Regions from separate parts of the Homo sapiens genome. Here region 1 is linked to region 2. A link is an interaction called in ENCODE POLR2A ChIA-PET data of the cell type or tissue named here. Cell type or tissue: A673. All regions are shown on one strand. Links, peaks and the distances in the headings refer to the core of each region. The heading gives the core; the rest is flanking DNA.

Region 1 (16,135 bases), core at 4,443-12,442, 330 kb after region 2:
GAAGGTTTCTGTTGTCAAGACTAATTTCAGCGCCACTGACTAATTTCAAAAGAGGACAAGAGCAGGCATGGACATGTGATTTCACAGGAGGTGGCTTTGGGGAGTTGAGTTGGGAGCATTGATCAGCACTGTGCCCTTTAGAATCTATTCCTCAAGGTTACAGCCAAACCACCTTAATGGGGCCGGCAAAGGGCAGAGACGGCAGCTTTGCTCCTGTGGTATCATTCATCATGTTCGTAACCAGCGAATAGAGACTGATGAGGGAGCTGGCTGGAGAGGGCTCGCTGTTCACTCTCCCTCGCTGTGCTCCATGCCTCCCGCCTTGCTCCAGATACGTCCTCTGAGATGTTTACTCTGGAAAGCAAATATTGATACTTGCTGCCACTGGCTTTTTCATGAAATATTTGACTCCTTGATACACATTCTTTGCTTAATTGCTTTCCTTCATATTTCATCTAGTCTGAAACTGGGAAGGAAATTTAGCATTGTGAAAATTTACCTGGATCCCAAACCTCCCACCTTCTCAGGTAGTAGCTGTTATGGTCTGAAAGTTGTGTCCTTCTGCGATTTACATGTTGAAATCCTGACCCTACCCCCACAGGTGATGGTCTAGGGGGTGAGGCCTGTGGGAGGTGATTAGGGCATGAGGGCTCCACCCTCATGAATGGGATTAGTGCCCTTGTAAATGAGGCTTCAGGGAGCTTGTTCACCCGCTTCCACCATGTGAGGATATTGCAAGAAGGTGCCATCTGTGAAACAGGAGGGGGGCCCTCACCAGACACCAAGTCAGACAGCACCTTGATCTTGGACTTCCCCACCTCCAGAACTGTGAGAAATAAATTTCTTTCATTTAGAAACTACCCAATCTATCTATAGTATTTCATTACAGCAGCTGAATGGACAAAGACAGTATTCTTAAATAAGCCTAGAGGCATTTGGTGTTGCAAATCTTTCCTAGCTGAGCCAAGGGCTACAGTGGGCACAGAAGTCTGTGTGATTCGCAAAGGCAACTAGCCTGGGAACTGTTCCTCCCTCTGAGTTTCCTGAACAGACTACTTGGGCTCCTCGAAGAGTCTCGTCCAGCTGTGCACACTGGGGCATCTTTCCGAAGCCCAAACCCAGGCTTTGCTCACTCTCCTCCCACTCAACCCACCTAACTAGAAAAATTAATCATTCCAGGACAAATGCGTGAGGGTTTCAGTGGTGGGCTCTAGTTAACAAGCCCACGGCTCCCCAGCAGTTGGCCTCGATCTACACAGCCACCTCCCTTCTCCCTCCTCTGCTGCTTGGAGAAAAGAGCTTTTATTAATCATGCAACAATGTTTTTCAGGTTTTAGAAAACCTCACATGTGTGCATCACGTTAGGCCTTTAAAAATGCCAGTGAATTACAGGAAGATTCCTGCTGTTGCTCAGCAGTGCTAGATCAGAAAAATGCCAAACATGCTGCAAGTGGCTGTGGATGGATGCCACCTCCTGGCACCTGCCTGCAGGCACTCCAGAGCCTACCTGTTTCCCTTCTCCAGGTGCCTTTTGATGTAATTGAGTGCTGTCATCCCTGACCACACATTAGAATCACAAGGGAGGAGCTTTCAGAACATAAGTCACTCCCAGGAATTTTGACTTAACTGGTCTAGAAAAGAGCCCAAACAACAGTATTTTTTGAATGCTCCCCAGGTGATCCTAATTGAAGCCAAAGTCAAGGAACACCAAATTCTGTCTTTCCAGATTCTTTACTGGAGCAGGGAACTTTCCCTAAGTTAATCTCCCCAGTCATTAGCTTCACTTAGACTCTACCCCTATCCTCTCTTATTCCTCATCAGAATTTAGAACTTTTCAAATGGATGTGCTTTTTTTCTTAAGGGAGTTGCCCAGTTTCTGAACCCTTCTCCTATGTGTGGTGAATCCCACTCCAATAATATGCATTTTAGAAAGAATTAGGACTCACCTCCCACATTGAAGCTGAAAATGCCAGTACCCACTTTCCCGGCCTCCCTTGCAGCTAGACATGGTCAGGAGACCAAGCTCCATCAATCAGACCTACCTTCCTAGACTTTGACTTGAGAACCACTAGGGCAAAGGAGGAAAGGCTCAGGGAATCTTCACTGGTGACAGTGGTGATGGGTGTCCAGAGGCCAGGGCTGGTGGTGACAGAGTGCAAATGGCCCCATCCAATGTTTAGCAGCTACAGTGCAGTGTCCTCATTTACCTAATTTCCCCAGTATAATTTTGGGTCTCTGTGGGGCCTGAAGCCTGGTTCTCTCAATGATTCTGTGAGCACACATTTGTCTTTTAACATATTTCTTTCCCCTTTAAATCAACTACAGTTCATCTCTGTGTTTATACTAAGAACTCTGTCAGGTTCATAGAATCTCATGTCCTAGAGGAAAAGCTGCCTTTTTTGGAATGAGAGTTGTGCCCTTTCCTCCACCCGCAGCCGTTTGATACAAGTCCAGAGATCAGGTCTGAAATTTTCTGTTTCCATTCCGTTATTCTCATTCTTTCATACAGTTCTATGCAAAGATAATCTGGCTAATTGACCTTTATCATTGATCCACAGCAGAGCTTGGGTTAAGCCTCCACCAAAGTGGCTTCTGTTTCTGTACCCTCCATTCAGCTGCCACTGGTATCTGTCAAAAGGTGGCTGCATCATCAGAATAGCAGCTCAATTTGACAGACTTTGCAGCCTGACTTAACTGCACCAACTGTAGAAAGAGACCTCTCTATTCTAAGGGCATGGGTGAGATTTCCTAAAACTCTTTATTCACTTTATGAAAACAAAGAAGAAATGATATTTGACTGCTCTGTGAGGATTCCATTAGTAGATGCCCAGCCAAGGTGCAGCTGTTGGCAGCTCTAATTGTGAGAAACAGTCTGGGGTGGAAGGGTGCAGAGGGGACCAGGTGTCACATGGTATATCTCAAAGCCCTCTTTCATTCATGCTTCAGTGATGGTTGAATCATGAAAGGCATGGAATAAAGCTTCATAAAGCACCATGCTCATGGGGAAGTAGGCTTTCATCATGAACAGGAAAAACCTTGTGCTTGCACCCCACCAAAACACCTCCCTTCCAGTGCCATAGTAATCCCCAATTTGCAACTCAAATATCTAACACATAATCAAGCTGAGACCACATAACCAAGAGCTGCGTGAGTGAGCCACACTGCAAGTGGACCTGCCAGTCCCTGTCAGACTACTGATGGCTACAGTCATGGCCAGGAGTTTGACTGTAACCTCACGAGGTCCTGAGCTGGAATCATCCAGCTAGGAGACTCATATTTTATAGAAACCAGTTAAGCAAGCTAACAGTGAAACTTTCTCTGACTGATCCCCCAAAGTCCTGGCATTTTCTTTCATAGATTTCCTTAGGAATATTGATTATGGTACAAACTAAGAGAAAAATCCATGCTTTTGATGGAAGGCCTCCATTTTCTGTAGCTCCTTCACATGGAGTATTGACAAACATTTGCAATCTCTATAATTCTAGGAAATCCCATTTTTCTCAAAGGTTTTGGTTTCTGGGTGATGACCTGATAGACACACAATCTCAAATCCAAAAGCTTATGTCATGGAGAGAGATGATACATTAGTGCTCACAGAAGAAGTCAGACTCTGTGTTCCTTGAGGGCAAAGACAGTGTTCTTCTAATATTTGTGTCCTGAGCATTTGGACCAATGTTTGGTTCATAGAAGACATTCAACACATGTGTGAATTAAACAATAATGAGTGGATAGATGGATCAGTGGATGAAACAGAAATATTAAGGGAATAAGGAAAGGGATAGAAGGAACAAGACTGATTTTCACACAAATGCAATTAATAAGGTGAAATTAAAAAGTGCTCCTTGTGGACTTTAATATAACAGTTTCAGAGACCAAGGTGATAACTGCTCATGTCAAGGACTTTTCGACTGTTGATATATCAGAAAGATTACCCAGCCAGGATATTAAATAGCTAATATTCTCAGATCTGCCTATATCTTATATTATGTCCTGAACCATTCATTTAGTCTCCTAACACTTCTGCTTCAATATTCATAAAACTGAGATAAATTAGCTAATGTCTTAGATGTCTTCCAACATTAATGTTCCAAGATTGTATTAACTATTGCAATTGCAAATTGAAAATGCAAACTTACAGAAAGTACATTATTAGAATGAATACCATCATTTGAATTTTTCATTTTTGTATTTTTAATAACCTTTTGCTGTAGGCTTAAATTTTAAAAAATTGAGTTTGCTTTTGAAATATAACCATGAATAGAATTCATCTGGAAAAGAAAGTAAAATTCTGATGCCAGCTATGGGGAAAAAAATATTTTCAACAAATGATAGTAGAACAATTGGATATCCACATGGGAAAGAAGTGAACTTTGAACTTTATCTCAAGTGGTTGTTCAAAATATGCCCACAAATTCTTTGATACTCATCCCTTAAAAAGGTATAAATTAACTCCTATCACCTTGAATGTGAGATGGACTTAGAGTCTCACTTCTAATGAATAGAATCAAGCTGAAGTGATGGTGTCAAGCTTTGACAGTAAGTTACAAGAGACACCTTGATTTCTTCTTCACTAGTTCTTTCTTAGATCATTTGCTCTAGGGAAAGCCACAGCAAAGTTGTGAGGACACTCAGACAGCCTTGTAGAGAGTTTTATACAGCAAGAAACTGAGACCTTCTGTCAACAGGTATGTGAGTGACCCACCCTGCAAGCAGACCCCTTGGCCCTGGTCAGATTACTGAGGGCTACAGCCATGGCCAGCAGTTTGACTATAGCCTCATGAGGTCCTAAGCCAGAATCATTCAACTAAGCCACTTCCAAATTCCTGACTCTTATAAGCTGTGTGAGACAAGAAATTTATTTGTTGCTTTAACTGCTAAATTTTGGAGTAATTTGTTATTTAGTAGTAGATAATATACCTCACAGCAGGCATAAAAATGAAATCAAAATAATTATTGACCTAAATATAAAAGTTAAAACTATAAAGCTTCTAGAAGAAAACAAATGAGAAAATCTTTGTGATCTTGGACTAGGCAAAGATTTCTTAATTAAAATACAGAAAACATGAACTATAAAAGAGAATTTAACAAGTTGGACTTCATCAAAATTACTCATGATCCTCAAAGGACATCATTAAGAATGAAAATGCAAGCCACAGAGGAGGAGAAAATATATGTATTTATGTTTTAAGGACTCATATTAAGAATATAGAAAGAACTCAGTAATGAAAAGACAACTTGATTTTTATAACGTACAAAAGATTTGAACAGACACTTTACAAAATAAGATATTAAATGGCTAATAAGCATACAAAAAGATTCTCAATGTCATCAGATACTGAGGAAATGTAAGGTAAAATCACAGTAAGATACCTCTTGGACCTGCTAGACTCACTAAAATTAAAACTACTGATGATACCAAGTATTAGTGAGGATGTGGAGCAACTGGAACTCCTAAACACGTCTGATAGAAATGTAAAGTGGTAAAACATCAAATGGTTTGTACCATTTTACATTCACTGTTTTACTTAAAAAGTTAAACATACACCTAACTTATGATCCACACCTAGGATACTTACCCAAGAGAAATAAAAACAAGTGTCCATACAAAGACTAGCACATGAATGTTCAAAAATGTTCATAATAGCCAAAAAAAAAAAAAACCCATAAAGAAGCTAAATATTTATTAACAGGTACATGGATAAACAAAATAAAATGTATACATATTATATAATGCTACTCAACAATAAAAAGGAATGAACTGTTATATTTATGTAATAACATAAATGAATTTCAAAATCATTAGTTTGAGTGAAAGAACCCAAAGAAAAGAGAGTGCATATTGTATGACTATTTACATAAAATTTTAGAAAATACAAACTAACCTACAGTGACAGAAAGTAGACCAGTGGTCACCCATGGTTCAGAGTGGAGGAAGGAATGAACAGCAAAGGGACACAAGAAATCTTTTGGGAGTGATAAAATGTTTTGAATGCCCCCTCCAAAATTCATATTGAAATTTAATTGGCATTGTGATGGTATTAAGAGATGGAACTTTTAAGAGGTGATTAGGTCATGAGGGGTCTACTCTCATAAATAGATTAATGCTATTGTAGCAGGAGTGGGTTAGTTATTTCAGAAGTTCAGCCTTCTTTTTTCTTAGGCATGCACTCTCTCACCATGTGATACCTACTGCCATGTTATGATGCAGCAAGAAGGCCCTTACCAGATGCAGCCCCTTGATCTTGGACTTCCCAGCCCCAAGAACTGTGAGCCAAATAAATCTTTCTTTATAAATTATCCAGTGTATGGTATTCCATGATAACAGCAGAAAATGGGCTGACATGTACCTTGCTTGTAATTGATGTTGTATACAACTGTCAAGACGCATAAAATCTGCACTTTAAGTGAATGTAATATACGCTATAGAAATAATATCTCATTAAATTTTATTTAAAATTAATAATGCCCACCTCCTTGCATCTCAGCTGTGATCATCTAATACTACAGATTTGTAATAATACTATAGCCTAGAATAGTGTTTTGTCACATAGAGACCGAGGTGACTGGCAAATGACCTTGAAGTCCATGGAATCATTCAGGAATATAGAAGGCAACAAATTAGTAATTCCTTTTTACCAAATATTTCTTTGTATATGGATTAATTACCCTTACATTTCAAAAATGTGGAGTATTTAATAAATAATTATTTCATTCTACTTTTTTAACATCTAGTGACTTTCCAAGTGGCATGTTAATAGCCTGGCTGACAGTTGACTAGTATACATGAATATCTCTGGCTTCAGCTTTTAGAAGACGTGCCCCTTTCCATGTCATGGAGCATGTTTACAGCAAGTTCTTCAAGGCTTAAGTTGTTCTCCTAATGTAAATGTCAAACATACAGGGGGCTCTGTTGCTTTTGCTTTCTCTCTTTCAGAAAACTTGATCTGAACACATTCTATGGCCCCGAGATTTTCTTTTGGATCCTCTTTCAAACTATTCTAAAAGCAAGCACATTTCTGCCCTATCTGAAGCAGCCATTCACAACATTTTCATCTCTAAGATCAATTTCCTTTTTGGTCTTGAAGATAGGCTTAAGACCATTTTCATCTCCAAGACCAATTTCATTTTTGGTCTTAGAGATAGTCTTAAAATGGTCTTAAGACATAGTCTTAAAATAATTTAAATAGCAAACTATATATCTTGATCTCCTGACCTCGTGATCCACCCGCCTCAGCCACAAACTATATATCTCAAGAAACAATTACTTTCTTTCTTTCTGTTTCTTTCTTGGTCTTTCTCTTTCCTTTCCTTATTTATTTCTCTTTTTCTGGTAGTTTTCTGAGGACATGTATGACTTCTCAATTAATTGCACCAGTTAAGAGGGAGGGCTCTGAAGTTAGATGAGCTGAATTTGACTATTGACTCCTCTACTCAATAGTAGCTATCTTTGGATAGTGAGTGTCTTCCAAATCACATAGATAGCCTCTGTTTTCTCTTCTGTAAAATGGGCATAATAATAGTACTTATCTTTGGAGAGCTATTATGAGGATTAAATGAGATAATTTATGAAAATCTTTTAATACAATGCCTGGCACAGAGAGAAAAACAAAAGGTAGCACTGTGTGCTATTGAAATTTCTGTCCAGAATGTGACATATTATTGTATTGTTTAAGGCAATGGTAATCCAGATAATCATAAGTCCACCTACATAGTGATTGCTATGTGCCAGACACTCTACAAATAGAATTGTACTGAGTTTCAAAACACTTTAGCTTGGTGTCTATTATTCCCACTTTCTCAGTGAAAAAGCAGAATGAGTAGGATTAAGAATTTGCATAAGGTCACACAGTTTGTAAATGAATGAGCTGCAAATTTAACCCAAATCTTTCTGTCTTTAAAATGCATCCATTCTTTCTATATCCTGCCTTCCCAAATAGAATTCTGGCCTACGGTCAAAAAACACAATGTTTAGTCAGCCTGTATAATATTATTTCACACAAATAAGCTGTTTCCATCAAACTTTTTGAAAATCTTGAAAATAGTATTTGTACCACTCCCCTACACACACACACACACACACACACACACATACACTCACACACACTGTTACCTTCACAGTGGGCCCACAAGGGAACTTCTGATCCAGAGGGATCCAAAGCAATGTCCACACATGCAAATTCTCTACACGGCAGCAAAGTCAGGAAATGCTAACTCAAGCATTCTGCAGCAACATTGGTTTCTCCTAGTGTAATTAGAGTCTGGAGGTGGTAGGCATAAGCCCCAGAGAATTTTCATTCTGTATTAGTGAAGACCACAGTGACTAATGTAATACTAGGAATGCAGCCTAGGTTCTCACTCCAAGAGCAAGTATGCCGGTTGAAAGGGAATTGATTATTTTCATGAGTTCATATTAGACTGTGTATTCTTTAATGCAAATAATTTTTGACTGTGACTAGGGACTGGAAACACTTTTATGAAAAGTAAGAATCTTCTAAAGTCAGATTTGTCTCTTAGAAGGTTTGGAATGCTTTTTAAATTTTAAATCCAATCATCAGGATGTCTCTGGGCATCTGCTTTTAGCATTTCAAGTTCCCTGAAAAGAAGAAAATTTCGCTCTTAAAAAAATGTCAGAAAAATCAGTGGGGCTCCAAATCAACTTTCTCTGACTGCATCCTCTCTCAGAGGCCTGTCACAGAGGGCAGGATGCCTGAGCTGGTGTCATTTAACGCTTTTGAAAAGAGGCAACTCATTAATATACAGATGAGATATCTATTAACTCAAAGGAAGATACACTCTGAATATTAAAGTGATGGAGTGTTCCTGGAGTGACCAAATATAGCCTCTACGATGTGCCAGACACTCAACAGATAGACTTCTACTTAGTCTCTAAACACTTTAGCTTGGTGACTATTAGTCCCACCTTCTCAGTGGGGAAACGGAATGCAAAGAGTTAAGAATTTGCATAAGGTCACACAGTGTGTTAATGACTGAGCTGCAAATTTAACCCAAATCTGCCTTTAAAATGCATCTATTCTTTCTAAACCCTACCTTCTCAAATAGAATTCTGGCCCACAGACAAAAACAAAACAAACAAACAAAACAAAAACAAAAACAAAAACAAAATGTTTAGTTGCTTAGTTAGCCTGTATAATCTTATTTCACACAAGCTGTTTCCATCAAGCTTTTTGAAAGTCTTGAAAATAGTATTTGTACCACTTTTCTACACACACACATGCACACACACACACTGCTACCTTCACAGTGGGTCCACAAGGGAATTTCTGATCTAGAGGAATCCAAAGCAATGTCCACACATGCAAATTCTCTACACAGCAGCAAAGTCAGGAAATGCAAACTCAAAATGCTGGGAGACAGTTTGACTCACAAAGAGGAAAATGGGGGTAAAAGGAAGAAGTCAGAGGGCAGCCTAGTCAGTCTAGATGTAAGCCATGCCACCCTGAAACTATACCAATTAGAGAACAGGATTGTAGTCTTTAATTATAAATATCCATGGCAAGAATAATTATGATAATCACATGACAGAAAAGTTTACTCTGGAATACCAGCCACCTACAACAGACATCCCTCCTCTCCCTAAAGGAGGCCATCAAAAAACATTGGCCAGGGAGAGAGCAGGCCTTTCTTTCCTTGTTAAGCACCTGGCCCACAGTGTCGTGGATAAGCAGAGCTCTGAAACATTATCCTTTCCAGCCTGAAGGAGCTTCAGCTATAGTGGAGTGTTCACAAGCGAGGACTAGAAGTGTTATAGACAATGTTTATGCCCTGCCCCCACCTGCCAATTCATATGCTGAAACCTAATTCTTAATGTGATGGTATTTGGATGTGGGGCCTTTCAGAGGTGATTAGGTCATGAGGGTGGAGGCTTCACGATTGGGATTAGTGCCCCTATAAAAGAGACCCCAGAGAACCCCTCACCCTTTATGGCAATTGAAGACACAGTGAGAAGATGGCATGCATGAACCAGGAAGAGGGCCTTTCCTAGACACTAAATCTGTTGGCATCTTGATCTTGGATTTCCCACTCTCCAGAACTGTGAGCAACAAATGTTTGTTGTTTAAACCACCCTGTCTAAGGTATTGTGTTACAGCAGCCAGAATGGACTAAGACAAAAAGATAATTTCACACTGTAATATGTGGTAGGAACGGAAATCACAGTAGAGACGAAATGCCAAGATGGTGCATGCTGGTGTAACCTGAAGAAACGGGTGATGCTCTTCTTAGCCCTCACCCTTCAGTTGCTGAATTTGAGTGTGCCTCACTCATCTCTTGAAAATTCTTGGAGCTTTCAGTTGCAGTCTCACTTTTAACCTGAAAAGCATCAGTCCTTCTTCTAAAAGGCTTCCAGTCTCCCTTCTCACTCACCCACACTTCTTAAAAATCATCCAAAGCAGCGGCATTTATCCATTCCCAACATGCTTTGTTTGCCTTCAATGTTCCAGGACCCTTGCTAGGCACTGAGGACCCAGTGAAGAATACAATAGTCCCCCTTATTCGAGGGCTAGTGGGAAGAGTTCCAAAACCCCTGGTGGATGCCTGAAACCAACATGATAGTGCCAGACCCTATATATATGATTTTTCCTATATATACATACCTATAATAAAGTTTAATTTTTAAATTAGGCAGCATAAGTGATTATGGTATTATAACATATATTGGTATATGGTATATACGTTTATATGGTATTGTAACAAATACGTGGTATTATAACAATATACTATCATGAAAGTTATCACACACTGTGGCCATACGTTTCTGGTTTGAGATGTGGAAGCAGAACTACCATGTATTTCTTTTTCCTTCTTCACAATTTCACAGATAGATTTGTTCTTAACACAGCTCTTAGCAACCTCAGCATATAATTTTTTTTTCTTTCCTTAAGAAGTGAAGAGCTTTCACCCTTTCACTTAAAGAAAGCACTTTACAGCTGCTTTTTGGCATACCAGGTTGCCAGCATCACTACTCTTATGCTTCGGGACTTTTATTAAATAAAATAAGGGTTACTTAAACACGAGCACTATGATATTCGGACAGTTGATCTGATCATCAAGACAGCTACTAATGACTAGTGGGCAGCAGTGTCTACTGGGTCTACTGGACAAAGTGAGGACGTCAGTTCACTTTGTCCAGTAGATGGAATGGGATGGCAAGAAATTTCATCTCATTACTCAGTATGGCATGCAATTTAAAATTTATGAATTGTTTATTTCTGGAATTTTCTATTTAATATTTTTGGAGCATGGTTGACTGTGCATAACTGAAACCCTGGCAAAGAAGGCACTATTGTAACTATTGGGAGGAAAGAAGAGAGACAGAAGTAAACATCAGTCCCATGAGAAATATGTAGACTGGAGGCACAGAGGAGGAGTCTTAACAGCCTTGGAATTTCAGGAAGGCTTTCTGAAGGAAGTGACCCTAAATCAAGTCCTGAAAGCCTGCTAGGATGTGGTCAGTGGTGAGGAATTGGGGAGTTCTTGGGATGAAGGCAAGAGCATTCCAGACAGTAGCAACAGCGTGCTCCTTAAACTAGAGAGTCCTACACAACGTTGACATGGTATCACTATTATCCCAATGAATAGGCATCCACCATTCACATTTCATATTTTATAATCAAGTTATTTTTGTGAAGGAGGAAGTATTTATTCGTTTATTCAAAAAACATTTATGGGGCATGTAGTATGTGGTGGGCACTGTGCCAGGCACTGAAAAGAAAGAGAGAGATTTCTCTTTGGTTAGGACTGGTGGAAGAAATCATGCCTAAGTCAACAAATGAAAATCTTTTCAGTGATTTTAAATGAGCAAGAGAAATTTGAAAAGTGGAATAAGATAAAAGGATTAGAGGTAAGGAGAGTTATTATTGGAAGGAAAGTGGGAGAATTTTCTAGGTGTAAGGTCTGGTGTGAAAACAGATATTGAAATAAGACAAGAAGGAGGAGACAGGAACAGAAGGGACCAAAAGATTTGCTTTCCTGGGATGTAAGGCAGAAGAGACACAGATTATGTCGAAAGAGTTCTCTGTGTAATGGGAACATGATACAAAGGAGTCACATGTGGTTTTAAGGATGGCATAGAAACAAAATGTAAGAAAGCCCCAAGTTTCCTAAATTCAATTGAAAACCAAAAGTCTTACATCAGCATTTTGTGGCCATGTAATTTCATACTTTGAATTAAAATCTAAAGCATATTGAAGGCATAAATCTTGGGAACAACCCGGCACCTAGGCAGCTGTAACATTTCCCAAGATTTCTGTATCATAAGATAAAATGGCATGCCTAATGCACTGAGTTAAATGTCATATCCAGGAGAGATGCTGGGTTTTTGTTCTTTAGCCACAAGACCATGCCTTTCCCCCACACAAATGGATTGTGCTTTTATCCCTCTTGACTCATTGGACCAGATAGTCATCTCTTCTACAATATGGGAACTATTCTCAGATGATTGTAGGATGAAAATCTGGCCCCATAGAACAGCTCATGATGTTCTTTGGGGGAGCATAATGAACAGCATGGATTCACTTGCAGAGGTTCCAAGGGAAGAACTGAGAGATCAAAGATCCAACTGCGGATCTGCCATGTTTCCTCTTCCTCACATTTATATTAAAGTGTATTGATTAAACACACCAACTGCTTGGTAGGGCGAGGACAAGTCAACGGACCCCATGAAGTCCTTCCCTTCTGGATTTCCTGTCTATGCAGATGGCACTAACCTACTCAGGCAATAGAACAGATGAAAGATGAGAAAACTGCATTCGCATGAAGACGCAAAGCTAAGACTGGGTGCTAGTGGCTAAACTCCTCAGCAACAGCTTTAACCATCTCTTTTTAATTTCCTAATGTCCCTACTTGATCATCACATAAGCAGTTAACAGGCACCATATGTGCAGCACTGATCCCCACAAAGGAAAGTGTCAGGATGTATTTCAGCCTGCTGGCAACATTCAATGCCTCAGGCCTGCGCCTGGCCTGGAAACAGAGGTCAGCTTTCTGAGCTATTTCAAACCCCACACCTCTAGTCATAACATCAACGGGGGTGCTCCCATGTAATCTGTGGTAGTCTCAGGCTTCAGGCTGCAGCTTTGCTTTAGTCTTTCCCTTCAAAACAAATACGTAAGATGCTAAAAGACCTCCAGCCATGAGAGAAACAATTCATGAAGAATGTGATGGGCCAGGTACGGTGGCGCAAGCCTGTAATCCCAGCAACCCGGCGGGCAACCCAGGTGGGAACATCATCAAAGCCTGGGCGTTCAAGACCAACACAGCGAGACTCTATCTCAAAATAAATAAATAAAGATAAATTTGTTTTTTTAAAAAAAGAACGTGATGGATTTCAAGGGAGAGAAAACGTTTTAAGGGGAAAATCTACATCAAATATGCTCACATTTAACAGGGAGTTTAAAAAGGTTAGAATATTGGAATGTTGCAAAACGCTATGACACATAAGAACTAGAAACGAATCCTTCCCCTGTATTTGACTTTGCCCAGGGTTCCCCCCACCCGCACCCCGCACCACCGGAGGACTGTGCGTATCGGGGCTTGAGGCAATAAATAAGAGGCCAAGCCCCAGCTGCAAGATGCTACCTTCACTGCCAAACCTCAGTGCACTTCCAGCCCTACCCGTGTCCCTCCTCTCTTCACCTTCCTCAGTCTGCCCCTCGGAGTTCTCGAGTTCTCGAGAAGCTGGTAATGAGCCCATTAGAGGATTCATTTAAAGCATTAAATGCTATAACCCTAAAGCTTGAAGCATCTGCGTAAACCCTTCATGGTACCACTTGATGCCTGGCTCCTAGACACAGCTCTGGTTCAGCCTCAGCTGGCAACTTGTCCTAGGGTCTCCACACCCCAGCACTTTCACCCCTCACATTCCGACTCCCCCAGCCTCAGAGGCCAATTTCCAGCTGGCTGCCTCCATGTAGCTTGTGAAAAGAAAGGATGAGAACCACAGACAAAACAAACCAGGAAAGAGAAGAGCAGAGGTGGAGAAGGGAAGACAGAATACAGAACTTGAACATTCTTCAGGATGAGGAGAACGTGGAGGAAAGGAATTTAAATAGTTGTTTCACTTCTTCTTTTGCACATCAAACACCTAATATAGAACAGAACATAGAGGAACAGATGTAGAGGAATAACGACTGTGAGAATAGTGAGGAGAAAAAGAATTTTAACTGATTTTTTTAAAAGACTTCAATAAGGAGAATGAACCTGGATTTATAATTTAAATATTTAATTTTAATTTTAAATGCTCAAAATGACACAAGGTTGGTAATATTAAATTTATTTTACTGAAAATAAACTGAGTTCTGGAGAGGTAATTTACCCAAAGTCTGATTCAGCAATTTCATTTCCAGGTTTCTATCCTACTGAAAGAAATACCTGTGCATGTGCAGAAAGCTGTATGTGCAGAAATGTTTTTTACAACACTGTTATATCAGCAAGTTCAAAACAAATGTTCATATGTAGCAAAGTGATTGGCATACTCTGGAAATAGCATGGAGCTATATGTTTTTTAATGTAGCAAATCTATTTTCTAATGACTTAGAAAGCTCATCAAGATTAAGGAAAAATTGCTGAATGATATGTTCAGTATGAATCTATTTATATACAGAAATCTTTATATGTATACAAATGCTTATACAAGCTATGTACTGATAAACAATAACATTTCAATATAGAGGCAAAATTGAGATCTTCCTTCAACTGTATCTCTTATATCACCCCAAGATCCCTGTTTTTTCCCAGAAGAAACGATTGCCTCTATATATTTCCATGTTGTTTCAAGTTTTTTCAACGTGAATATATTCATGATTCCTTGTATAATTTTTAAAACAAAGTTTGTTTTTCAAAACCATATGATGCTATGCAAATATAACATGCTGCTATAATACTACTTTTGCACAGGAAACATCTGCTACTTAGCAAAAGCCTGGAAATAAATTGGCCTTACTTTTTTTTTGCCTTTTTCTTTTGTCAGCAATAGTTAAGAAATTCCTATGAGACTTTTAGCAGAACAAATCACCCTCCATGCTTAGTTCGGATTGATGGAGAGATTTAGTATGCAGAATGGAGAGAGAGGCAGAATTGCCAGGTCACCTGCAAGCAGTGTTTAACATCTGTAGGCAACATAAGGTCACCTTCCATGATATCATAGACAGCAGCTGGCCTGCCAGCACTAAAATTATATCTCATGCAAGTCAGTCTCTCCAGTCTAGACATAGGAAGGAACAGATGAGAGCAGGATCCTTAAGCAGCTTCTATATCCTGAGCTGAAATGAAATGACCATTAACCAGCAGAACTGAAGAAATCCCAAAGGGACTCACAAAAGTCATTAACAGAGCTAGCAAGGAGCAGGTCTATCTGTGCATTAATAACATGAAGATAACCTGTACCTGTGTGGATTTAATGGATTCCAAAATTCTGTCTCTCTCACGTTTCTCACTTGGTCCCACAACTCTGGCAAATACAATAGGCCATGACTAGGTTTCCTTAGGTGAAGAAACTCAAACCCGCGAAGGAAAGATAGCTGACTAAAGAACCCAACCAGTGAAGGCGCTGGGCCTAGTCATCCCCCACGGGATTTCTGGGCATAGTTGCTGTGTGGCCTGAGAAGCAGGGCCCCCCTCCCCCCACCAATGTTAGGCAGGCATTAAATAAGCCAAAGGATCCCATTCCTGGCCTGCTTGGTGGCTTGCTGTATGTAGATCATTCTTTTCAGCTCTACTTGGGGTTCTTTCAGTAATACCCCCAGTGTTGACATCTACAGACAAGGAGGATAAAATGCTCATGCAATCACAGACATACATGCTTCTTCTACTTTCCTCTAGTGAGCCTGATAAATTTCTATTTTTTCTACTGAGACATGCTCTTAGATCTCATTCATATTCTCTCTCCCCCTCTCCCTTTCTCTCTTTCCCCCAGGTAATTCTGTTTTAGTAAAAGTCTCCAATTTATTTAGGATAATTGTAATCTGAGAGTTTTCCTTCTTCTTTAAAAGTCCAATTTTGGGCCGGGCACAGTGGCTCATGCCTGTATTCTCAGCACTTTGGAAGGTGGAGGCAGGTGGATCAACTGAGGTCAGGAGTTCGAGACCAGCCTGGCCAACATGGTGAAACCCCGTCTCTG
Region 2 (16,135 bases), core at 2,734-10,733:
TTCACAAATCAAAATAGACATTATTTATATGATTTATATTAGTGGATGACAAATTTAATTGAAATAGATCTCTGAGGTATTTGTTAAGAGAAACAGATTTATAAGTATTGGTAAATTTTTTAAGTGTCTTTTATTGTTTCCTCTGAGGTAGGTTTAATATGTGCACTTAAGTTACATTTTCATGATATTAACTGTGTCCAGTTTTAAATTTTAAAATTTGTGGGCTGGGTGCAGTGGCTCATGCCTGTAATCCCAGCACTTTGGGAGGCCGAGGCGGGTGGATTACTTGAGGTTGGGAGTTTGAGACTAGCCTGGCCTGGCCAACATGGTGAAACCCCGTCTCTACTAAAAAACAAAAATTAGCCAGCTGTGTTGGCGGGCACCTGTAATCCTAGCTACTCAGGAGGCTGAGACAGGAGAATCACCTGAGCCCGGGAGGCAGAGGTTGCAGTGAGCTGAAATCGTGCCACTGCACTCCAGCCTAGGCGACAGAGCGAGACTCCGTCTCAAAAAAAAAAAAATAAAATTTGTGTATGTACAATGAAGGATTACTTGATTTTTTTGTGTGATATATTCACTTCATTTCTAATATTATAAAACCTTATTTTTGGAACAAATAAACAGGAATGATGGGAGGAATAGTATATGAGACCTTACTGACTGGTTCTTGGGAGTGATTGTTAACATGGGTTGCAATCCACTTTTATTTTTTTATTTTTATTTATTTATTTTTTTGAGATGACATCTTGCTCTGTCACCCAGGCTGGAGTTCAGTGGCGCTACCTTGGCTCACTGCAACCTCTGCCTCCCAGGTTCAAGCAATTCTCCTGCCTGAGCCTCCCGAGTAGCTGGGATTACAGGTGCCCACCACCATGCCTGGTTAATTTTTGTATTTTTAGTAGAGAAGGGGTTTCACTGTGTTGGCCAGGCTAGTCTTGAACTCCCGACCTCAAATGATCTGCCCACGTCGGGCTTCCAAAGTGCTGGGATTACAGGCGTGAGCCACCGCACCCAGCTGCGATCCACTTTTAAATGGATTTGTGGAAAAAGCACAGATTATCATTAAACTAAGCGGCATTTAGGTCACACATCTCATTCATCTGATCAGTGATCTGACAACCTGATGGGAGAGTCACATCTCCTAGGGTTTCAGGAATCAGTGGGAGAGGCACGCTATGAAAGGGCATGTGAAGGAAGGCTGTGTTTTTGTGTCTGCAGGTGTGCACTTGTACTACGTCGGGGGAGAGGTGTATGCCGAGTGCGTGAGTGACAGCAGCATCTTTGTGCAGAGCCGGAACTGCAACTATCAACACGGCTTCCACCCAGCTACCGTCTGCAAGATCCCCAGCGGCTGCAGCCTCAAGGTCTTCAACAACCAGCTCTTCGCTCAGCTCCTGGCCCAGTCAGTTCACCACGGCTTTGAAGTCGTGTATGAACTGACCAAGATGTGTACTATCCGGATGAGTTTTGTTAAGGTAAGGAGTGCTTGCTATCACGTTATAAAATGTTCAGTGAAAAACAAAACAAAAAAGCACCCTGACTGATGTGGCAGGCAGTTGTGCGGTCAATTCTGATAGACAAAACCAATTTATTATTATTATTATTTTTTGAGACGGAGTTTCACTCTGTCACACAGGCTGGAGTGCAGTGGCATGATCTTGGCTCACTGCAACCTCTGCCTCCCGGGTTCAAGCGATTTTCCTACCTCAGCCTCCCGGGTAGCTGGGACTACAGGCACGCACCACCACGCTTGGCTGATTTCTGTATTTTTAGTAGAGACAGGGTTTCACCATATTGGCCAGAGTGGTCTTGAACTCCTGACCTTGTGATCCTCCCATCTTGGCCTCCCAAAGTGCTGGGATTACAGGCGTGAGCCACCGCGCCCAGCCCAAAACCAATTTTTTTGAATTCTATTGTTTTTAGGAGGAGTTCCTCTTTGAGTATAAACTGTCTTGTTTAGCAATTATATGAAAATTGTTACACATTACTTTTGAGGAAAAACAAGGTGGCTATTTGATTGTTTTTAATGCAGATGATAAAGTAACAACAGTAATTTTACAGGACTAGTGCAACAGAGATTTTTTCCATCCTTCCAATTGCCAAGCACTGTTATCACTCAGTGAATGTTGGTGAATTTATCTGAATTCAGTAAGATACTCTCCTTACTCTTAGAAAGCATACAGGCACATGGAGGAGATAATATTTATGAATAAGCTACAAAAATAGGCAGGGTTGGTTCTAATACAAGATAATAAACTAAGTAGTGTTATAAAGGTATAAACAATTTGGAATAGAAACGGGTGTGATTAATTCAGAGAGCAGTATATGTTCTGTTGATGAATATTTGTTGAATTTCTCATATCGAATCTTATTAAGGTTGCTATGAAGGCTGGAGAACCAAGGAAGTTTCTTAGTGGGAAGGAAAGACAACTGGGTTTGTATATGGAAGTGAAAGCCTTCAGTTTCATCACCTGCTATTTTGTCTGTTGCAAAGTACTCGCAAATGAGTCTAGTATTTCAAAATATGGGCTTATCAAAGTATCGGGGTATGTGTGACAGTTTTCTTACTGCCATGATTCCATCCAGGGAATCAGCATGGCTTGTTCCAGGCATTTTTTTCAAAGTAAATTTTATTAGCACTTTAAAATTACCATGACAAATAATTTTTCTATACTCAAATTATGTTTTTATTATCACTTTAGTAATTATTTAAAAAGTAAGAACAATATAGTTTCCAATTTTAAAAAACAGCTGCTTGAAATTATTTCTCTTTCATGGTGACAAAGCAGTTTCATTCAAATTTAGTGTTTTGAAAGCATATATTATAAAGTTATATTAACAAATAACTTCGAAATCTTTTCAAATGTTCTGTTGCTTTAGAAACGGCAGAGGGCATCATTTGAATCATACAGTTTTTTTTTTTTCCGGGTCTGTGTTTTTAAAATTAGGATGAAATGCCAATATCTCATAGGTAATTATTTCACTCTGATTAAATATAAGCTTATATAGAAATCTGATTTTCCTAATAACTAGATACATTTCTCAGATAGGCAGCATTTACATTCATAAAGCTACACAATTGACACAGAAGACAAACTGTTCCTAATACTGCAGGAACTTTTAAAATAAATACATAGTAAATATAACTATAGATCATTTTTTTTTAACATTTGAGATGAGCAGCTGTAGCTACCACTGGGCTGATGGATCAGATCTCTTTAAGGTTTCTTTCAGCTCTGATTTTTACTGATTCTAGGACTTAGTCAGTCAACAAATGTTTATTGAGCACCTGCCATGTGCAGGCCAGGCACGTGGGACATGCCAATGTTTACTCACAGATCTCTGACCTCAGGGAACCAATATTCTAGGAAGGAGAGATGGATAATAAACAACAGCCAAAACACAGAAGAAGGATGGAAAGAGAAAGTCTGGGGGCAGGGTGAAGGGAATTGGAGCACGGGGGCAGTGGAGTCATCTGCACATGAGGGTGGGCCTCATTGAAAAGGTGACAGGTCAGCAGAGACTGGAAGGAGACATGGAGCTAGGCCCAGGGACCCCTGGAGGAAGAGCAGAAGAAGAGGGAAGAGCAAGGCAACAGCATACACCTGGAAACTCTGAAGAGCAGGCAGGCCAGTGTGGCTGGGGCCTAATGAGCAGGGGAAGTGAGATGAGAGCAGCCGCAGGGAACCATAGCAAGGCCTCCTGAACCTCTGCTACGAGTTCAGCGGTGACTGTAAGGAGGTGGCGAGCTTTTGCAGGGATCAGAGCAGAGCATTTTCATGATCTAACTTCTATTCTTAAAGGATCGCCCTGCCTGCTGTGTGGAGGATAGATATTATACAGGCAAGGTTGCAAGTAGGGAAACCACTTAGGAGGCTATAGTAATAGTCAGGTGAGAGTCGCCCCCACCTGGAGGGATCCAGTACAGCTGTGAGAAGTGGAAGGATTCTGAATTGTGAAGGCGGATCAGGCGTGGGAGAAAAAGAGGAAGATGAAGTTAGTTGCCTTCAATCAAGATGGAGAAGACGCAGGTGTAATTGAGATGTCCGTTGCATTCAAGTGGAGTTGCTGAGTAGCCAGTTCGATATAAGAGTCTGGATTCGGGGAGAGAGGTTTGGGCTTGAAATACAAATTTGGGAATTGTCTGCAAAGGGACCGTATTTAACTCCCTAAGTGTGGATGAGAACACCAAAGGTTTGAGTTTAAACTGAGAAGAGCCGGGCGTGGTGGCTCATGCCTGTAATCCCAGCACTTTGGGAGGCTAAGGTGGGTGGATTGCTTGAGGTCAGGAGTTCAAGACTAGCCTGGCCAACATGGCAAAACCCCATCTCTACTAAAAATACAAAAATTAGCCAGGCGTGGTGGCGCGTGCCTGTAATCTCAGCACTTGGGAGGCTTAGGCAGGAGAATCGCTTGAACCTCGGAGGCAGAGGTTGCAGTGAGCTGAGATCGCACCATTGCACTCCAGCCTGGGTGACAGAGCCAGACTCCATCTCAAAAAAATTAAAATAAATAAATAAGAAAGGGGGCTCTAGGACTGAGCCCTGGGACACTTCAACATTTAAAGATGGGACAGAAGGGACAGAATCAGCAAAGAAAACTGAGAAAGACCAACCAGTGAGGTAGTAATAAGACCAAGAAGTGTGGTGCTTTGGAAGCCGAGAAAAGACAGTGCATTGATGAGAGGATGTGATGAACTAAATCAAATGCTGCCCACATAACACAAAGGCTGAGAGCTGATCATTCATTTTAACAATATGAAGGCCTTTTTTGATCTTGACAAGAAAAGTTTTGTTGGCGGCTGGGGTGAGATGATGATCAGAATGGATTTAAGAGAGAATGGAAGGAGACAAATTGAGATGGCTAGTATGGATGACTCTTCTGAGGGTTTTTGCCAGAAATGGGATAAAAACATAGGGCAGTAGCTGGTGGGGGGTGGAGAAGTATCTTGAAGGTGGAAGACATTTCAGTGTGTTCATATGTTGACGGGAATGATATAGTAGACGCAAAAGATTGCAGGAGAGAAGGGGAAGATTTGCTGGAATGATGTCTCTGGGAAGGCAGGTCTGAGAGTGCATTAATGGGTGGACCAGCTTATTTGGAAACACAAATAATTAATCTGTGGTAAGAGGTAGAAAGGCCAAGTATGTGGATGCAGGTCCTGTGGAAACTTATTTCTGATGTATTCATTTTTCTCATTAAAATACAAAATAAATATCAGTTGCAGGTATGGACAGGGAAAAAGGGGTTGCAGGTTTTAGTGGGGAGGAGCGATCACCTAGGAGGGGGACATGAGAGAAGGGACTGGGGGGTGGGTTGTGACTGCCGGGGACATCACAGGTCCACTTGAGGTTCTCAGTCATGAAAGTAAAATGTGATCAGGCAGCATGGTTGTGTTGAAATCCAAGTTTTAAAAAACTCTACAGAGAATCACTGCTCCCAGTCACAGAACTGATTTACTTGGCTGTGATCTCCCTTCATTTTTAAATATCCTTTCATTGATATATAACATATAGAGAAAAATATGCAAATTAAAAAAAAAAATTTTAACTGTCTCTCCTTTGAATGGTGATAAAAGGGAAATTGCCAGTTGAACTAGAGAGAGAGAGAGAGAGAGAATAAGCAAGCTTTGATAATGAGCCCTGAAAAACCAAGAGCGCCTTCCAGTTCTGTCTTTACCACTTTCAGGTCCAGTCACTGGTCTGCAGTAACCATTTTGTGCAAGACACTGTCCTGGGCATGAAGGGGTGAACAAAAGGTCAAGTTTCTTCCTTTGTGGAAGGGAAAATGATTTTTCAGTGCTTCCCGTGTGACTGGAGTGCCAGAACCTCTCTAGATCCGAGTATTCAGTTGTGAACCCTGAGGGAATGCACTGATTTGGATTCATCTGAAGGCATCTGGTTGGTGTGAGAGTTGACCTGTGTTTACAGGAAGGTAGAGGCCATGTTCTCTCCCTCTCAGGTCTCAGGAGCTACGCTGGGGTGTGGGCTCTGTGCCCCGCTGAGCTCTGCCTGGGGCTCTGGAGGCTGAGTGTAAGTGTGGCACCATCACTCAGCTCCTTTCTTGTTTTTCAGGGTTGGGGTGCTGAGTATCATCGCCAGGATGTCACCAGCACCCCCTGCTGGATTGAGATTCATCTTCATGGGCCACTGCAGTGGCTGGACAAAGTTCTGACTCAGATGGGCTCTCCACATAACCCCATTTCTTCAGTGTCTTAACAGTCATGTCTTAAGCTGCATTTCCATAGGATAGAGGCTATTGCAGGGAGTGGCTTGTATCATTTCAGATTTGCAACTGAAGTTTCTAAAAACATGTGTAAATACATAGAATGTATACTGTTCTTATTTTTTTTAATCACCGTTTGTTTTGTGCTTTCTAGTTAACCTGATGCCAGTACAGTGCAATTGGAAAAGCAGGACTTTGGTGCCTGTGCTATAAGCAGCAGATTTTGTGGGAGGAAACACTTGAGAGGCGATATTGTCAACAGTATTTGAAGGGTGTTAGCAGAATAAAAGACAGCTTTAGTCAGCCGTGTCATTATAAAGCATGTTGTGTGGCCTCACAGAAACATTGAAACTGTTTATACAGCAAAAGTCAGGTATTAGCAGCACTAAAGCAAATATCACTCAGATGAAACAAAGCAGTGAAACCCCTACAGTTTAAATGATGTCACTTTTAGTGCTGTTGGCAAGAAAAAAAAAACAACAAACTTGTACAATGAATTAATGAGATAGGCCATAGAAACTTTATTTCTAAGGTTGACATACCTATAGCTGGGCTCCTGTGCTCATATTCAGTGGTACATTTTAAACAAACTGTGATCGGAAAAGAAAAAAAACTGTGAAGCCAAAAGTCATGTTCCCTCAGTCTACCACTGTAAAAACAGAGTCTAATATGGGAAAATAAATATGAAAATAGCATGAAATGCTGTTTCCCAGATTGCAAGATAAGACCAGAACTTGGTCCAAGAGCCAGCCACCCAGGGAGACTCCTGCTTTCCACAGAGGAGACCAGGTTCCTGTCGTGCTGGTTGTTCGTGTCAGGCAGTCCTGCAAACTTTGAGTCTGCGCAGCGTGCCAGAATAGCTTGTGTTTCAGTCCTGTGTCAAGAAGCAGGTGAAACCAAAGGTTGGAGAAAAGCATCACACGTCGACTTACACTTTCTCATTTCCCACGTTCCAGTCTCCTGGGAAGGGCACTCTTTCGCCACGTTTTCCTGCCTCTTGGCAAATATTAACTCTTTGCAGATCACTAAAGCAACAGTAAAGACTTTGAGAAAATCTAGACACATTATTGGATCAATGAGTTATTTAACCTAGTGTCTAGTGATTATCTAACCTGGAAATAAATTCCCAAGGAAAGTGATAATAATTTCATAATCATCTGCAATTTCTGGGGAACAGTGGTACTGAATAATAAGACATCTTTTAAAAATATACACAATATTAAAAACCTGTTCTTATTTTACTTTAGATGAGGGAGGAAAATCCCCCAAATTTCTAGGTACTTTCATATATATACTTGCCATGCACTAAACACTGCATTGCTTGGAAAAATATTTCACACCCTCTTTAAAAATGTACAATTTAAGATGGCAGTTATGCTTGTAACAGACAGCACTTCAGTAATCCAAGAAGTTTCTTCATTTATACATTTTATCTCAACTCTTTCTAGCATTAGTGCACATGGTAGTTTTTCTAATTAAATTGTATTCAAGGTAGAAATGATCATGTGAGAAAGATATATGATTGAGCTACTACTGTCACCTCTTACAGTTACTAGTGTTAGCTAATAGAAACTTTCATATATACACATAGAAAAGAATTATTACATTTTACATTGAAAAATGTAATATATGGCCCATGTAGTGTATAGAAAAATCTGTAGTTTATTGGTTCATCAACTATGTATTGTGCACCTACCTATGGGTGTCAGGTACAATGTTAGGTACTGTAGAATCAAATGTAAATAAGAGACAGTCCCAGCCCTCAGGGAGCCGAGAACCTAATAGTGAATCTGTTTGTACAGACATCTTCATGTTTCAGAACTTTTAAAACAAAACAAAATAATGTAATCTATCATCTTTTGCTTGAAAGAATGTGATTGATTTCTTATCTCTGTTTTGAAATTATTTCCTTACTCTTCTGCAAAGTCAGGTAATGGATTCCTTGTATAAATGCTACTTTTCTTCCATGTCTCAAAGTTGTTTTTTTTCCTCCCCTTTCTTCCCTGTTTTCCAATAATTCTCCATGTCCCCTTTTCTTAGAAAAGGCATTAATATGGTGAATCTTGTATGGGAACCATTCCATGGGAGAACTTCAACACAGTTTTTGCTCCAGAGATCAAACATAGCTTTCGTGATCTCTCTACCAGCTATCTAACTTATCCTCTGGTAATCTTTTTTTTTTTTTTTTTTTTTTTGAGATGGAGTCTCGCTGTGTCACCAGGCCAGAGTGCAGTGGCGTGATCTTGGCTCACTGCAACCTCTGCCTCCCGGGTTCGAGTGATTCTCCTGCCTCAGCCTCCCAAGTAGTTGGGACTACAGGCTACCACGCCCAGCTAATTTTTATATTTTTAGTAGAGACGGGGTTTCACCATGGTAGCCAGAATGGTCTCTATCTCTTGACCTTGTGATCCGCCCGCCTCAGCCTCCCAAAGTGCTGGGATTACAGGCGTGAGCCACTGCGCCCGGCTTCCTCTGGTAATCTTACACCTTTACAGAATTAATCTAAACTGGTGGCTCATAAATGACATTAAAAACAAAAAAAAAATCTGGATGCAGTGGCTCATTCCTATAGTCCCAGCACTTTGGGAGGCCAAGGCGGGAGGATCATCTGAGCCCAGGAGTTTGGGGCTGTAGTGAACTATGATCATACAACTTCATTCTAGCCTGGGTGACAAAGTGACACCCTGTCTCTAAACAAAAATCAAGAAACAAAAAACTTGTATTTCCCTGCAGCTTTGGGAAGCCAGAACACAATATTGCAGTGAATCTGAATTTTCTGTGACAAATAAATTATTAAATTGGCACATATGATCATCACCAGTCATGTCTCATCAAAAGCCTTTATTATGATGCTTGTACATTTTGAAGAATTTAGAATTAATGAGAAGTTAACCCTTTAGTCATTGTAACACAATCATATTTTAATCAGCTTTTTCTTTTGCTACCAAGAGTTTCAAAAAATAAATGCAGTATTTGATTTCAGGCTGCTAAATGGGCTCATTTAGCATTCATTCCTTGATGTAGACATTAAAAAAAAAACTGAATAGCATTCTTTCCAGGATAACTAATAAAGCAGACATGCTAAGCCTATAAATACATCAGCACTGCAGCACACGTTTAAGGTTGCCACGGACAAGGATCACACAATAGAGAACACTGTAGTAACATTTCGGTCTGCTCACAAGACCCAGAACATTGATCAGTTTTTGTTGTTGGTTTATTATTTTTCTGTTAAAAAATTGTGAAAAGTTTGTTTTAGCTAGATGATATTTTAATAGCTGCGAGTGCTTTGGAACTATAAAGATGTCACTACTTAACACATATACCTTATGTTTTGTTTTGTTTTGTTTTACACTCAGTATAAATCAGGAGAAGTTAGCCAACCATCTAGCATTTAGAATCCTCTTTTTTATTGTCTTCTAAGGATATGGATGTTCCCATAACAGCAACAAAACAGCAACAAAAACATTTCATAAATATCACTTGATAGACTGTAAGCACCTGCTTAACTTTGTGTCCCAAATATTTAGTGTGTATATATATATATATATATACACACACACACACATATATATTCAACAAATAAAGCAAAATATAACATGCATTTCACATTTTGTCTTTCCCTGTTACGATTTTAATAGCAGAACTGTATGACAAGTTTAGGTGATCCTAGCATATGTTAAATTCAAATTAATGTAAAACAGATTAACAACAACAAAGAAACTGTCTATTTGAGTGAAGTCATGCTTTCTATTATAATAACTTGGCTTCGGTTATCCATCAAATGCACACTTATACTGTTATCTGATTGTTTATAATAAAGAATACTGTACTTATATGTCTTTTGGCTCATTTTTCCTGTAAACCTCATAGAAGATTCACTGTATGTGGGTCTGCAGCTCCTTAAGTCAATTAATTTTAAACCATTCTATTTTGAAAATGGGATGTTAAATTCCACATGCTATAGAGAAATTAGGTAGTGGTTTTGAATTAAACACCTTAGAATAACCGTCATGAAGTATAGTTCTTGAAGATACTTCACAGTAACTTTAGAAAGGATATATGTAGAACCTTTTTCTGGATAGTAGCAAATACGTGATATTGCAGTATATAGGAAAGAATGAGCACTTTCATTATTGTAAACATCTGTACATTGCTACAGATTGCCTATTAGAAAGGTGCTAAAAGGCAACTGGTGAGGGAAAACTAAGATGAAATCCAAAGAAATATGAACACATCATCTAAAAATGTAAATTCTCAATTCCTTTCATCTAAATTTCCTTCTAATCTTAAAAAGGAAGGGGAAACTCTATTACCTATAAGCAGCTTTCTTATTTACTTGATCAGAGTTGTCAATTTTTTTAACGAAATGGAGCTCTGTATTCAAAAAAAGTGTTTTGTGGAACTCCAAAATAAAAACACATGAAAGATATGCCTGTTTAGATCCTGGTGGGGACCGTGAAGCCTCCAGTTTACACTGTAAGTTTCTGGAGAGCAGTGATTGTGTCTTGTTTGTCTCCCATGGTTCCCGACCCTGTGCTTGCATCTAATATTTGGTATTGGCATTTCAAACACGAATACACATTCTTTAAACATATCATGGTACAGACATAAAATACTGTCTTTAAACATCAGCCCGTCTTAGAGAAGAAGTATTTTCATCATCCTAGACTCCTTATATTTACTTGTCAGATAGTTCTTATGCATCAGCAGGCACTGTAGATACAATGACAAAGTTTCTACTTTTAAGGAGCTTACCATTTTGTGGAGAAAGGTGAACAAGTAAACCAATAATAAGCAGTGTGCTGTCAGCTGTGACAAGCTGCTGGGACCACCGAGTGACATCTACATCAGGCCCTGGGTGAGTACCAGGGAAGGCTTCTGGGCCGATCCAAGTTGCCATCCTTCACGGCAGTTCTCTTAGTAAATCATCCCAGGCATTCCTAAAGCAGGTTAGTGCCTGCTGTCTGTGTTCCCATAATACTTTGTGCCCATCAATGGTCAGTATCAGTTCCTGCACCCCACTGTTGTTTACTTATCCATCTTTCTGCCAGGCTGGGATGTCTTTAAGGACAGGGATTCCATTTATTCATTTTCAGCATTTTCCAGCTACTGTTTGTTTAGAAAGGCTTTTGGGGATCACATTGTAAAGGCAGAAATGGTAGTTATTTTTAGCTCTTTCTTTAAAAATATCCGAAAGTATTTAGCTTCTCCTTTCAAAATAAAAAGCATTGCCAGTCCGCAGTCCGGCCTGGGCGACAGAGCGAGACTCCGTCTCAAAAAAAAAAAAAAAAAAAAAAAAGCATTGCAGGCCTCCAACTGCATATCACGTAACCATGCACAGCAGATAGGGATCAGAAAAGCGTGCTTGTGATTTATTTTGGAAATAGTTATCCAGCTGCATAGCAGTAGCAAGGAAAAGTAGTTTTAGCAATTAAACAGTTAAAATTGCTTTTATTCTAAGTATTTATTTTCACAATGTGAATTTGAGTATGAGAAGCATAAAGAATTTTGATGTTATAACACCAAGTTAACAGACACTAATTCTGAAAGTTTACCTCCGCATGATCACTGATGGTTCCATTATTTGCATACATCTAATAAAAATGTTAGGCAAGGCCTCAGAATGACTCTTAATCTAAATGCCAATGTTAAATGGAGTAAATATAAGGAAAATTATATTCAGTTTGGTTTTTAAGCCAAAGAGAATTCACACCTGCAACGTGTTCTTTGAAGAGAACGCTTGCAAGTGGCAGGCTAACTTCTCTCTAGTCTCATCATTTAGGAAGGAAAAATTATCAAAACAGGCCAGGAGCGGTGGTGGCTCACGCCTGTAATCCCAGCACTTTGGGAGGCTGAGGCGGGTGGATCACCTGAGGTCAGGAGTTCGAGACCAGCCTGGCCAACATGGTGAAACCCCGTCTCTACTAAAAATACAAAAATTAGCTGGGCGTAGTGGAAGGTGCCTGTAATCCCAGCTACTCAGGAGGCTGAGGCAGGAGAATCGTTTGAACCCAGGAGGCGGAGGTTGTGGTGAGCCGAGACCGTGCCATTGCACTCCAGCCTGGGCGACAGAGCGAGACTCTGTCTCAAAAAAATAAAAAATTAAAAATAAATAAAAATCATCAAAATAATCCATTGATATTTAAGCATAATTTCAAATATTCTGAACATCATGCTGTAAAAGTGTTTTGTCTTTTTTGATGCCATAACAGCATATACTTTCTTATACATTCGGTCTTCAAGCTAAATACAATACCATTTTACAATTCATTTGTTAACACACTTGCTTTTCTTGACCCAATTATTTTAAAACAAATTAAATATAGCCCATCACTAAATGAATGTGGAAAGTGAAATTTGTCTTAATAAATACTGAAGGGTATACTGAAATGATTATAGTACAATGTTTGAAACATGTTGATATGCAATAAAATATTTTAAACAAAATCATTTCTTTCATACACCATGAAAAAATGTTAAATTGATTTTTTTCTAAGGGAGTTTGTGAGATTATAGATTACCGTGAAAGGGGTTTGCAAACAAAAGTTGGCAGAGTTCCTATTTGTTTCTCCTGGTTTGGCATAAAAAGGAAATACAAAGCTCAGTGCTGAAGGACAAGAGAGGGCTCTTCAACTTGCTGAAGGAGTGGAAAAGAACTAAAAGGAATGGAAAGAACTTTTGTGAAACAATGATCCATTGGCATTATACCATATAAATCATGATGGCTTGACATAAAGGAGAGAGGCAGAAATAGGCAGGAGCTTGGAGGTAAAGGGTTTTGCATACTAAACTGAGACATTTGAACTACAGGTTCTTAAATCTACAATGACAATTTAAAGCATTGCTACTAGTTACTTTAAAAAGCAACAGTCTATGATAGACCCTCCTTGGGGCCCCCTGAATCATGATCCCCCCATCCTTGCTCCAGACATGCTACAGATTGCTTTGGAAAATCATGTTGGAAGACATCTGAGAATTTGGGAGTTTAAGGCTCCAAATTGTCCCACTGCTTATAAGCTTTATCTCTACGAGTTTGGTTGAGGTTTAGAAAGCTTTGGGTAAGCACCAGAGGGCACTCAATGTACAATAAATATTGCATATTCTAACTTGAGGGAAATGGTTTTTTGATTCAGAGTATGCAATTGGCTGGGTGTGGTGGCTCATGCCTGTAATCCCAGCACTTTGCGAGGCTGAGGCGGGTGGATCACCTGAGGTCGGGAGTTCGAGACTAGTCTGGCCAAAATGGCAAAACCCTGTCTCTACTAAAAATACAAAAGTTAGCTGGGTGTGGTGGTGTGTGCCTGTAGTCCCAGCTACTTGGGAGACTGAGGCACGAGAAGAGCTTGAAACCGGGAGGTGGAGGTTGCAGTGAGCCAAGATTGTGCCACTGCACTCTAGCCTGGGCAACAGAGTGAGGCTCTGTCTCAAACAAGAAAACAAAGAGTATGCAATCATTTTTCTTACAAGTATTATAGCATACAATCTAATTGGCCACTATTGTGTATACTAGCTAAATTTATCTTTTAAATAAGCAAGATACTAAGCAATGCTTGCCTTAGAAACGTAATGAGATTCACCCCCTACCACTGGAAGACTTTTATTAATTTCCTGTTGCTGCTGTAAAAAAGTGCCACAAATTTTGTGGCTTAGAACAGCATAAATTTATTTTACAGTTCTTACCCTTACAGTTCTTGAGGCCACAAGTTTGAAATCTGTCTCACTGGGATAACGACAATGTGGTGGCATGGCTAGTTCTTTCAGGAAGCTCTAGGGGGAATCGTTCTCTTGCTTTTCTTTTTTCTTTTCTTTTTTTTTTTTTTTTTTTTTTTTTAGCTTCTGGAGGCTGCCTGCATTCCCTTGGCTGGCTATGCTTTTCTTGAATCTCTCTAACCTGTTGCTTCCATCATCACATCTCTTGTTCTTCTGTAAGCAAGGGTTCCTCTTATAAGGACACGTGTGATTACATTTAGAGCCCATCCAGATAATTCAGGTTGATCTCTCCATCTCAGAATCCTCAACTTAAGCACCTCTGCAAAGTTCCTTTTGCCACATAAGACAACATCAACAAGTCCTGGAATTAGTACATGGATATCTTGTGGGGGCATTATCCAGCCTATCACAAGACTCTACTACTGATACTAGAGGGAGGCAGGGAAGTGCTGGGTAGAGAAGGGTGGGGTCCCCAGGCGAGGGCTCCACGCTCGGGCCTGTGCCCACAGACCTAAGTGAGAACAGGGATTCCTGTTTTCGCACCCAAATGTTGCACTTCCCAAGACCACTATGGCCTGCCATGCCCCCATCCCATGGCCCTAGAAACCTGAGACCTTAGCAGGCACAGACACAAGTGGCTGGACATTGAGAGGAGCAGAGAAAGAGAGTGGCAGAGAGTGACAAAGAGCGGGAGTGGCAGGGCGGCATGGCAGAGAAGGAAGGAGGCGTCCGTCTACCGAGAACAGCAGGACTCCAGGGGAAGATCACGTTCCCACTCCATCCCCCACTTCCGGTTCCGCATCCATCTCGCTGAGAGCCTCCACCACTCAATAAAACCTTGCACTCATCCTTCAAGCCCACGTGTCATCCGATTCTTCTTGTACACTGGGCAAGAACTTGGGATACAGAAAGCTGTTAAACTGGCCACTGCCCTTGCAATAAGGCAGAGGGTCTATCGAGCTGATTAACATAATCCTTCTGCAGACGGCAAAGCTGAAAGAGCACACTGTAAGAGACGCCCACTAGGGATTCGGGAGTCACAGACAGCCATCCCTAGACGCTGCCGTGAGGTCAGAGCCCAGAAGCGCTCCCCACGGCCTCTGCACCTGCCCGTCTGCATGCTCCTCCTAGGGGTTTGAGCAACAGGGAAACCAAAAGAGTGAGCCATACCCATGTCGCATGCCCCGCAAGGGGGATAAGGGAATTCTCGTTTCACTAGTTATCTTGCGCTCTAATCAGAACCATTATCAATGGAAGTTAATGGTTAAAAACCATTATCTATTGTTAATGTTATTAGATTGTATCCATTTCCTTTAACATAGGGTCCTTCTTAACAGCTGTCAGCTGTCCAATAAACCAAGAATTTGACTGACTTACTGTGTAACTACGGTAGGTTTCACTTCAGTGACCTCCAACGAGCCACACACATCCCAGTGTTGATGGCCACCCACATGACTTTGGGTTAGCTATGTGACCTAATTTGGCCAAAGGCATGTTAGCAAGCATTATGCGAGCAGAGGTTTGAATGAGTACTTGCACAATGGGGCATGTCTTCCTGGAACAGTACTCTTGGGAGCAAGCCCCCATGCTAGACTACTGAATGAAGAGATGTCTGTGGGTCAGGTGCAGTGGCTCATGCCTGTAATCCTAGCACTTTGGGAGGCCAAGGCAGGTGGATCACCTGAGGTCAGGAGTTTGAGACCAGTCTGGCCAACATGGTGAAACCCAGTCTCTTAAAAATACAAAAAAAAAAAAAAAAAAAAAAAATTAGCCAGGTGTGGTGGCACATGCCTCTAATCCTAGCTACTCAGGAGGCTGAGGTAGGAGAATTTCTTGAATCCAAGAGGCAGAGTTTGCAGTGAGCCAAGATCGCACCATTGTACTCCAGCCTGGGCGACAAGAGCAAAACTCTGTCTCAAAAAAAAAAAAAAAAAAAAAAGAGATGACTATGGACAGAGGCTCTGGAGAAGGGGCCAGCAGAATCTCTAAAGGCCCAGATAGTAAATATTTTTGGCTTTGTGGGCCATGTGGTTTCTGTGATTGTCACAACCACTCAGTGCTACCACTGTAGTGCAAAAGCAGCTGTAAATAATACATAAGTGAATAAGCTTGGTCATGATTATGTTCCAATAAAACTTTGTGGACAATGAAATTTGAATTTCATATAATTTTCACATATCACAAAATATTTTTGTTT

Evidence for each region. Peaks named below come from ENCODE experiments on the same cell type or tissue, not always from the same donor. Only the 100,000 strongest peaks of a DNase experiment are listed, where the experiment ranks them.
Region 1: POLR2A ChIA-PET joins it to region 2 with 5 read pairs; 2 of 35 experiments call an interaction of 5 or more read pairs at or near these places.

Annotation. Positions count from the first base shown.
Region 1 is chr13:36,512,434-36,528,568 of GRCh38, reverse strand. No RefSeq gene overlaps it. Among named protein-coding and RNA genes, the nearest start is that of CCNA1, 88 kb to the right of the region's middle. RefSeq lists an enhancer at 740-1,240. In A673, for the core only: no CTCF peak of the experiment used is centred there; DNase peaks (open chromatin) are centred at 8,258 and 8,798; H3K4me3 peaks cover 305 bases; H3K27ac peaks cover 2,362 bases.
Region 2 is chr13:36,838,759-36,854,893 of GRCh38, reverse strand. SMAD9 (SMAD family member 9) reads left to right here. Exons shown (of 7, transcript NM_001127217.3): 6 at 1,219-1,475; 7 at 6,075-10,063. The coding sequence ends at 6,218. Among named protein-coding and RNA genes, the nearest start is that of RFXAP, 28 kb to the right of the region's middle. RefSeq lists an enhancer at 14,040-14,774. In A673, for the core only: CTCF peaks have their summits at 3,913 and 6,131 (motif pointing left); a DNase peak (open chromatin) is centred at 3,893; H3K27ac peaks cover 5,101 bases.